Linked DNA regions of Homo sapiens: all the other regions are linked to region 2. The links are chromatin contacts, found by Hi-C or POLR2A ChIA-PET in ENCODE. All regions are on one chromosome and are shown on one strand. The core of a region is the stretch at or near the end of the contact, and the rest is flanking DNA. Distances in the headings are between cores, read along the strand shown. Region 1 has its middle 14 kb from the start of ID4. Region 2 holds the start of LNC-LBCS (lncRNA bladder and prostate cancer suppressor, hnRNPK interacting). Region 3 overlaps LNC-LBCS (lncRNA bladder and prostate cancer suppressor, hnRNPK interacting).

The links. A loop is a pair of places that touch in the nucleus more often than their neighbours do. ChIA-PET counts read pairs that join two places held with the same protein, here RNA polymerase II (POLR2A). Pooled maps may share reads with other maps.
Region 1: a loop to region 2 is called in a map of Caco-2, with 4 times the contacts of the local background. The contact joins the enhancer-like site here to the promoter of LNC-LBCS in region 2. A Hi-C loop is called at or near these places in 21 of 168 maps with a recorded cell type or tissue (Caco-2, Calu3, HepG2 and 17 more), 1 of 37 single-sample maps with no recorded cell type and 24 of 50 pooled maps. POLR2A ChIA-PET finds 5 or more read pairs at or near these places in 5 of 52 experiments (AG04450, HEK293, OCI-LY7 and 2 more).
Region 3: a map of PC-9 shows a loop between it and region 2 (8-fold over the local background). The contact joins the enhancer-like site here to the promoter of LNC-LBCS in region 2. A Hi-C loop is called at or near these places in 3 of 168 maps with a recorded cell type or tissue (PC-3, PC-9 and ascending aorta) and 1 of 50 pooled maps. POLR2A ChIA-PET finds 5 or more read pairs at or near these places in 3 of 52 experiments (AG04450, HEK293 and PC-9).

What each region holds. Positions count from the first base shown.
Region 1 is chr6:19,850,358-19,853,211 of GRCh38, forward strand. No RefSeq gene overlaps it. Among named protein-coding and RNA genes, the nearest start is that of ID4, 14 kb to the left of the region's middle. Within about 2 kb of position 1,534, at least 3 of the 41 ENCODE cell types and tissues checked have a DNase peak (open chromatin) inside an H3K27ac peak, as active enhancers do; they include Panc1, where a contact is called at or near this core.
Region 2 is chr6:19,803,376-19,806,194 of GRCh38, forward strand. LNC-LBCS (lncRNA bladder and prostate cancer suppressor, hnRNPK interacting) reads right to left here and starts at 1,384. Exons shown (of 4, transcript NR_134651.1): 1 at 1,300-1,384. RefSeq lists a silencer at 1,303-1,352.
Region 3 is chr6:19,757,649-19,760,558 of GRCh38, forward strand. The region is part of intron 2 of LNC-LBCS (lncRNA bladder and prostate cancer suppressor, hnRNPK interacting); the gene reads right to left. Among named protein-coding and RNA genes, the nearest start is that of LNC-LBCS, 46 kb to the right of the region's middle. Within about 2 kb of position 1,628, at least 2 of the 41 ENCODE cell types and tissues checked have a DNase peak (open chromatin) inside an H3K27ac peak, as active enhancers do; they include PC-3, where a contact is called at or near this core.

The DNA of each region.
Region 1 (2,854 bases), core at 284-2,783, 47 kb after region 2:
GGGCTATGTTCCTGAGAGAACAAAATTATTGTTTTTGAAACTCTAGAGAGAACTGCTCTGGCAAAAGAAATGTATCTTTTCATCTACAGTCATTCTGAGGTGAAAGATCTCATGATCACTCTGGACTATACAACCCACAAGCAGACTTCAAGGATACCTACAGGAACCCCAGAAGTCCTGATTGATCACACAGGCCCTAAAGACCCTATCAACTTGTTTATCAACTTGCAATTCTAATTTCCTGAGAGTAAAACACCAGTAAAAAATAATCTCCTCCCTCAATATTCTAGAGAATGCAAAGAAATACACAGTCACTGTAGACCTGTGAGCTTTTGCCAAGTTTGGTTTTCATTATTATACATATGAAGAGAATCATCTTCGCCAAAATCTATAAAGGGGCTGATTAACTCAGCTCTGTAGTAATTGTTTCATATTAAATCAGTCCAAAAGTTTAGGGCATGTTTCTCAGGAACTCTTTATCTAGCATCAGGTATGTATCTAAACAGTATAGTATCTGTTAATTTTGAAGTTATATAAAAAAAGAAAATGTGCATTTTCACACGTCTTAGTAGAAGCTCTTTACAGTTTATATAATCCAATGTTGATAGAGTAAAATTTTTTTATTCTTTCCAGTAATCAAAAAGTAGTCAAAATAAACAAAAGTTTCAACTTTTAGAGGTATCATTTTTTAGATTAGATTGCTTATATGGTTTGATGCTTTCTTAGAAGGTTGAATGATTCTAAAATGCTTTTAAGAAAAACATCAAGAATAAAAAGAATTACTTAAAACCAGGTCAAATAAAAAAAGATTATCAGAGATCTCATAAGGCTTGCAATATCATTTCAAGATTTATTTTAAAAGTAAGATTGCACTTTGTTCACTATTCTTCCCCTGCCAAAAGACACAGAACTTCCTTGTGAAACTGTGTTTAGGATCCATACCATAATATCATCTTTTCCAGGAAACTGAATCATAAAGAGGTCTATAGGGTGATCCTAGGAATGAAATCCCAAAATTCCGCAGGATGGGGCTAAGGTTTGTATTTTCAACCTGAGAACTTCAGGCTGCTTCTCCTTCAGCAACCTCCTCCTCTTCTCCACTGCAGCTCCCCCCAGCCTCCCTGAAGTCCCAGGGAGCTGGGGCCTGTCCTTCCTAACACAAACTTTCTTTCTTCTGGAAGTGCTGGAAAATCTCAGAGAGACTCACTGTCTCCCACATCCTGTAAATTTACCCAGGAGAGAAGCACTGTGCACACTTTGTGAGGAGGGTCGCGCTCATTGGAGAGACTCGGTGAAAGCAACGAGGAGACTGTACAAGCACACACGCAGCCTCTTCACCTCACACTCCACAGCTATTTCTCATGCACTCTGGCCTTAACTTTGCTGACCTTGCCACCGCAAGGTTTTATATCACTAAATAACAGAGCACGAGGCTGCCATGGTGGACAATCTGCCTGCACTTGCCCCTCCACATCACCAAAGCTCCTTAGATCCCATTCATCAAATATTTGCTTTTACACTTAAACACACAATTTATGAAACACAATTTCTGGTTCACCTAACCCTTGCATGACGTGAGTTTTGAAAAACCAGTAAATTTTCCTGCTGACATTCCTCAAGTTACACGCTTTCCTGGTCCTACAGGCAGTGCAAGTTATCTGCTGCCCTCTTTTGAATTTTAGGGCACACTGCACTCCTAAATAGGGCCTATTGCCTGAAGACAGCCTCTTTTCCCTGTCTAGGGGCTGCTTCAACCTTCTGGCTAATCCAGAGCCTACTGGAACAGCACTTTAACTCCCCTTTTGAGTGCTACTTTCTCTGCTGGTGTTCTTCCAAAGCAAAAGCAAAACCAATTTTATGAAGCAGCAAAAGAAGTATAAAGCATGCTATTACTTGTTCTTTTCTTTTTTCCCAGCTTATTGAGGTATAATTGACAAATAAAAATTCCATATATTTAAGGTATACAACTTGATGTTTTCACATATGTATACATTGTAAAATGATCATCGCAATCAAGCTAATTAACTTATCCAACACCTGATATCATTACCATTTGTGTGTGTATGTGTGTGCTGACAACACTTAAACGCTCTACCCTCTTATCAAATTTCAAGTATACTGCACAATATCATTAACTATTGCCACCATGTTGTACACTGGATTTCCAGAACTTATTCATCTTGCGTAACTGAAAATTTGTACCCGTTGACCAACATCTCCTTACTCCCCCAGCCTCTCCCCATAACTACCCTTCTAAACCTGCTTTGATGAGTTTTACCTTTTTACATTCCATATATAAGTGAGGTTATACAGTTTTCTGTTTCTGGTTTATTTCACTTAACATCCTCCAGGTTCATCCATGTTGTCACAAATAGGAGGATTTCCTTCTTTTTTAAGGTCGAATAATATTCCAGTATGTATATATACACTACATTTTCTTTACCTATTCATCCATTGACAGATGCTTAGGTTGTTTCCATAACTTCGCTATTGTAATTTCATTTCTTATCCGCCTGCCCCCTCTGGGCTGATCTATTAATTCCCCTAAAGTGTCTGCATGTAGTTCTGTTGATAAAGATACTGAAATGAAGAAGTATGCCAGAATACGATTTGCAAGCCTGTCCAGCTGAAGATAGCCATCCTTCCCAGACAGTAGAGGTTGAGGTTCTCACAGCAGTGACAGGTCACAGGGACATAGGCAGCCCTTCTAGGAAGTTAAACCTGCTGGGCTAGGCACGGCTCATTAACCCAGGTTTTGTGCAGACCTCCCCAACAACTGCTCTGCTGCAATGGGAGCATTCTCCAGTAACCATTGGTACCATGGCCCCTCCCTCAACCCCTCCCTCATAACGTC
Region 2 (2,819 bases), core at 134-2,633:
ATTGGTTATTTATATTTATGATCACCAACTATTATCTATTAGACTTCTCCGGATTTAACTGTTTAGGAAGTGAGCTGTAGACATACAGAAACCAAGGATTATTTTGAGCCAATAAACAGTGACTTGACCAACCGAATGCCTTGTGTGGTTATTAATCATTCCATATCACCATCATCAAAAGACACTGTGCATCTACTCAGCTGGGCCAGGGGATTAAAGGTTTACGAAAGAGTCCCTCCTTGCCTTTAAACGGTTTAAAGTCTGTTTGAGGATGGGTCCAAATACATAAAATGATGAATAACAAAGCGAAGAACATGCTGAAATCTGGACTGACAAAAGAAAAGGGCCAAAGGGCTTGTTTTTACTGGAAGTATTTTTGCATAAGCTGGGAAGGGAGTTTGCATCTTCTGGACTCATAGATCAGACAAATGAGCAGCTTCAACAAAGCAGATTTATGCTATCCACCAGGAGGGTTTTGCTTAGTTGTCAGTTGTGGACTTTCTTCCAAAAATGCAGCTGTTTTGAAGCAAGAAATCTGGCACCAAAAAATAAATAAAATGAAAATTTAGAATAAGAATTACCTCCCACCCAACTCTAATCAACAGCTACGTCTCCCTTTCCTCCACCTTCAAGATTTAAAGGTCTGGGGTGGAAACTGGAGGTGTGGGGGGGCGAATGAGCTATTTGCCTTGCCCCAAGACCACCAATCTCCTGTGTGTGTGTCTCTCTCTCTCCAAATACGACCCTCACACACTCTCCAATTTACACTGCTACAACTTCCCAGATTTGTTTTACCTTCTGGAAAGATTTATCCATTTGGAAGCGTTCTTGAAGTTGCTAACTGTCGTGAAGTTCGATTTGAAAGCAAAACAATGACCGCGTTTTAACAGACAGTGCAAATTCTTTTTAAAAAAAAGTTGTTTTGTGATTATGGGAGATAATCAACAGCTACTCAGACATTCTTCTCTTAAACAGCTGAGGTTTATCATTTTCGCTATTATGACAATGAATTTTTTCCTCCTTTGCTTTCTGCCTTTTGGCAGGAGCCTCGACTCTGCAGGTGTTAGCGCTGTAAGGGCCGAACCCAACCGCCAGAATGTCTGCCGAGCCTAGCATGGGATGCTGCCCAGCAAAACAGCACCCAGGGAGAGGGCGACTGAGGAAGACAGCCTGCAAGCGCGCTTCAGAAAGGACTGGGACCAGAGCCCTAGAAAACTACAGCGAGTGGATTCCCTGGCAGGGGAAACCCGCGAGAGCCTGGGAAAAAAAAAAAAACGAGAGGGAGAGAAAAAAACTCACCCGGGCGCCCTGAAGCCCAGCGCAAGCAAGCGAGTGAGCGCGCAGGCTGGCTGGGCTGCTCCAGCTGGAAGTCATTGTGCGGGCTGGCGTCTGCGTTGTCAGGGCGACCGCCCGGCCGGCGCCAGCGGAGCGGGGGAGGCGGGCTCCGTGAATGGGTGACGTCACGCAGCCGGCGCCAGGCAGTCTGGGCGGCCGAGCCAATGAATCAGCTGTCCGGGGGAGGCAGCGCAGCGCGGCGCGCGGGAGCTGGGTGCAGGAATGCGCCTGGAGCCGCGCGGCCCGGGAGGGCGCGAGACGTCTCCGCCCGCCTGGTCGCCCCGCGGCGGCCAGAGGTCCCAGCGTCCCAGGCTCGGCCATTCCGGTGCCCCCCACGCCCAGTCTGCGGCTGTGCCCGCGTCCCTAGTTTTCCGCCGGTTACCCCCACGGGCGCGCGCTCTGCGGGGAGGCCCACGAGCTGGGGGGGCCGCTGGGGTGGTGTCAGGATGTTTTCACTTACTGCGACTGTGGCACTTATTTAAAAGGAAACATACAATAAAACTTGTCCTTGTAGATAAAATAGACTTTGAAAGTATTGATGAATTCACTGCCACCTTACTGTGCTCTCCGCATTGTGCTGGGTGTTGGGTATCACAAACAATGAAAGGACCAGGACTCGGAAGTTCCCAAAATTGAACTGGGTAGAAAAAAGTGTAAGGAACTCATGATTCAGACTTACAGCCGACTGCTCTTCCAATATTCTATAGTGTGGGACTATAGGGCGCCTTTAAGGTTCTAGAAGGCAAATGGCTCCAAAGATTTCCAATTTTTTGGTGTTTTTGTGTTTTGCATTACCTCTGTCCTGCTTTGCTCTCCATTACAGTGTCCTGTAGGTGGCCAAGTACTGGGTTAAGGTCATTTCAGTATGCCCAGCATTTGACGCTCTCCCTGACTCCTGGTAAGGACTGGACATTGTTGATGGGTAATCCACAATGCAAGAGCAAATAATTTTAAGGCTAGAGTAAAAGGAGTACTTCTGAATTCCTAAACATCTTTTTGGGTGCTTACTTGTTGGTTTCTGGTGGTTTTTCAAGAGTAGTGATGCATCATTACTGAAACTGGAAAACCAGAGTGTGGCCCAGACTCACATTATAGTAGATGTCGTTAAATCAGCCCTTCCTGCTGAAGTCTGTGCCCCCCTTTTTAAATCTGGAAGATGAGATCTGGTGAGATATTCTCTTAAGACTCATGAAGTTCTAGCAGTCTATCATTGTATTTATCAACCTTTCAAACGAATGACTTTATTCCTATCACAGTATGTGATATATGTGACATTCATTTAACAAACACTTCAGGGTCCCTGCTATGCAAATACTATGTACTGGAAGTTTTAACTGAAATTTTTTTGGAATAAAAGTTAAGGGCCTGGCGGCTCATGCCTGAATCCCAGCACTCTGTGGGGCCGAGGGAGAGTTCGAGACCAGCCTGACCAACATGGTGTCCGGAATTGGTGGGTTCTTGGTCTCACTTACCTCAAGAATGAA
Region 3 (2,910 bases), core at 378-2,877, 45 kb before region 2:
CAATTCTCCTGCCTTAGCTTCCCAGGAAGCTGGGATTACAGTCTCCTGTCACCACGCCCAGCTAATTTTTTTGCATTTTTAGTAGAGACAGGGTTTCACCATGTTGGCCAGGCTGGTTTCGAACTCCTGATCTCAAGTGATCCACCCGCTCTGGCCTCCCAAAGTGCTAGGATTACAGGCATGAGCCATCACACCCAGCCTCCTCACCAGTTTTACCCCTTTGGGTTCTCTCCCTGTGGTTACTGTGGCAGCCCCCATGCTAACCCTCAGGAATACCATGCTCTTCCATTAATATTCTGAGTCATGTATGGCTAAAACTTCTTTTCTTAGTGCCTCTAACATAGCAGATGCTGACTGGAACACCCAGGTCTTTATTCTGTATTAAAATACAACGCTGACAGGAGCAGGGGAAATAGAGAAAACAAGAAAAGGAAAGAAAGAAAGGGAAGTCACATGCTATGACTCTGTATCTAGGGGCTTTATATGTCTGGGAGCTATTTCATTTTGTCCCCACATCAATCAGATAGGGAAGGTTTCATTATTCATGCTTTGTAAGTGGTACAAGACTCAGAGATTTAGGAACTTGCCCAGAATCAATCATTGGTAAATGACAGAGCTGGAATCCAAACCCAGGTGTGCATGACCTCACAGAGTAAGGTCACACCTGGCTCACATCAAGGGCTTGCTCACTTGAGGGCACCAAAGGACCCCCACAGCCTCTCCGTTAAGTTGCTTAGGTTCCCCAGTAACTCCCCATAACCAATCTATCTCTGTAGGGAAGCTGCTGACACCTTCCAAAGGGAACCACCTCTCTGACACCTGACTAAGCTCATGGGTCAGATCAAAAGAAACACCCTGCCGCCCACCAGGATTTGTCTCTCTGGGTTTTGGCTGTCCAGCCTCAGACACTCTTTCCAAGGTGACTGATACCCACTCAAATCCAGTAGATCCCTGACCTTTACACACAGACCACCACACAACAGTTCCTTATGACCACACAGGCTTCCATATGCCTTCCACACAGCAGTTACACATAATATAACAACGGAGAATACTTCCCCTACAGACAATAGTAGCCTATTCTTACCTGAGGAGGCTACTAATTGTAGAAAGGAGGAAGAATAAGGTAGAAACAACTGTAAGCAAATGGGCTTAAAGAGAAGAGCAGTTTGGGTGTTAACAAAATCAGTCCCTTTCCCCTTTCTCCGTGAAGATCCTGCTCATTTCTGAGGCTCAGCACAGATTCCTCATCCTCGTGAAGCTTTCTCTGTTGTCTCCATGTAGTCCCAATTTACCCATTCTCTCATCCCATAATGTTTTGTTTATACCCTTTTTATTCCCCTAAAATTATGCTGTCCTATGATATAATTAGTTGTTTATGGTCCTCCACCCCAAGTAAAGTGAAAGCTCCTTGTGAGCAAGGATTGTGCCCAGTCTTACGCAGTTCCCCAGGCATGTGCGAGGTAGTAACAGTAGTAATAACAGTAATGGTAATGGCCACCATTTATTAAGTACTTACCACTGAGTACTCCTATCCATGCAACCCTTGCAATAAGGAACATTACCTGTCTTTTACAGATGTAGACACCAAAGTTTAAAATGACTAAGCAGCTTCCCCAAAGTCACACAACCAGTATATGGCTTCCATCCCACATCTGACTAACTCCCAAAGGATGTGGTTTTTCCCAGTCACCTCCAAATAAGTGTTTACTGAAAGAATAATAGTAAAACTTCACCCGTTTCCCAATTTTCCTCTGCAAATGCCTCCAAGTAAATTAAACAGGCAGAAGAGATTTTCTGTTGTTGTTACTGTCCAATAGGGTCCTGCCGAAGAAATCCAAATTTCATGGGCTTGTACTTCTAAGAGTCATCAGTAGCTCTGACATAAACATGTATGCATATAAAAAATAAATATGTATCTAAAGATACACCATTTTACTTTTATCTCTTCCATTATTTAGGTGGTCCTCTTATACTGGAGATATTCTTTTACCTATTATGAAGCAAGCCGGCTGACTCACTACTGTTCTAATGATAGTCTGTCTCCCTGACAACTCCTATAGATACCCTGGGGATACTCACACCCTGTGGGAAGGTATAAAACAAACCAGAGAATTTTCTGAGATCTATATTAGTATGTATTAAGCAATGTGAACTCAGTATTTTCATTTTTAATAGAATGAAAAATCTATAAGAAAACTAAATAGTCTTCAGATTATTTTCTGTGGGGAAAAAATGATTCATTCCTCGATTAATCAAGCTTCATGGCACTGCGCACAAAATCCGTTTGCCAGAGGTCAGTGCTGTGAATATTAAATGGTTTTTGTGCTAGAATATTTAGATTATCCTAGCTTTTGGATACAAAGACTATTCCTACTCCGCTGAGGCAGAGAAGTGTCTTCTACCTGATGATAGTGTGAATCGGACATGAGCAGACAAGCCATGAGGAATATGAAATTACCATTATTGATGGTGGGGAAGTTAGAAGTAAAGAAAGAAAAATAAAGATAAGGAAGTCACACAAACACACTTAAAGACACATTCTTGGGAGAAGAGAATAGGAAAAGAGATGCTATGGCCACTATGGTACATTGGGCAGCCAGGATCTTCTATAATGACCAAAGCGATAGGCTAACAACAGTATAAATCTCCATTGATGTTATAAGGTTTAAAAAATGTCTTTCACTCATTTGGTTCATCAATGAATCAAATTAATTTTTTTTAACAAATTGACTAGGGTTATTAACTCTGTTGGGCTGTTATTGGGAAAACAAGAAAATAATAAAAGATGGTTTTTTCCCTTGGGGCTCTCATAGTCTCCACTGCACATATATTGAATGCTTGCCCTGGGCCAGGCACTGTTCCCATGTCTGTTGGCCCCACTAGACAAGAAATCTTCAAATGTAGGAA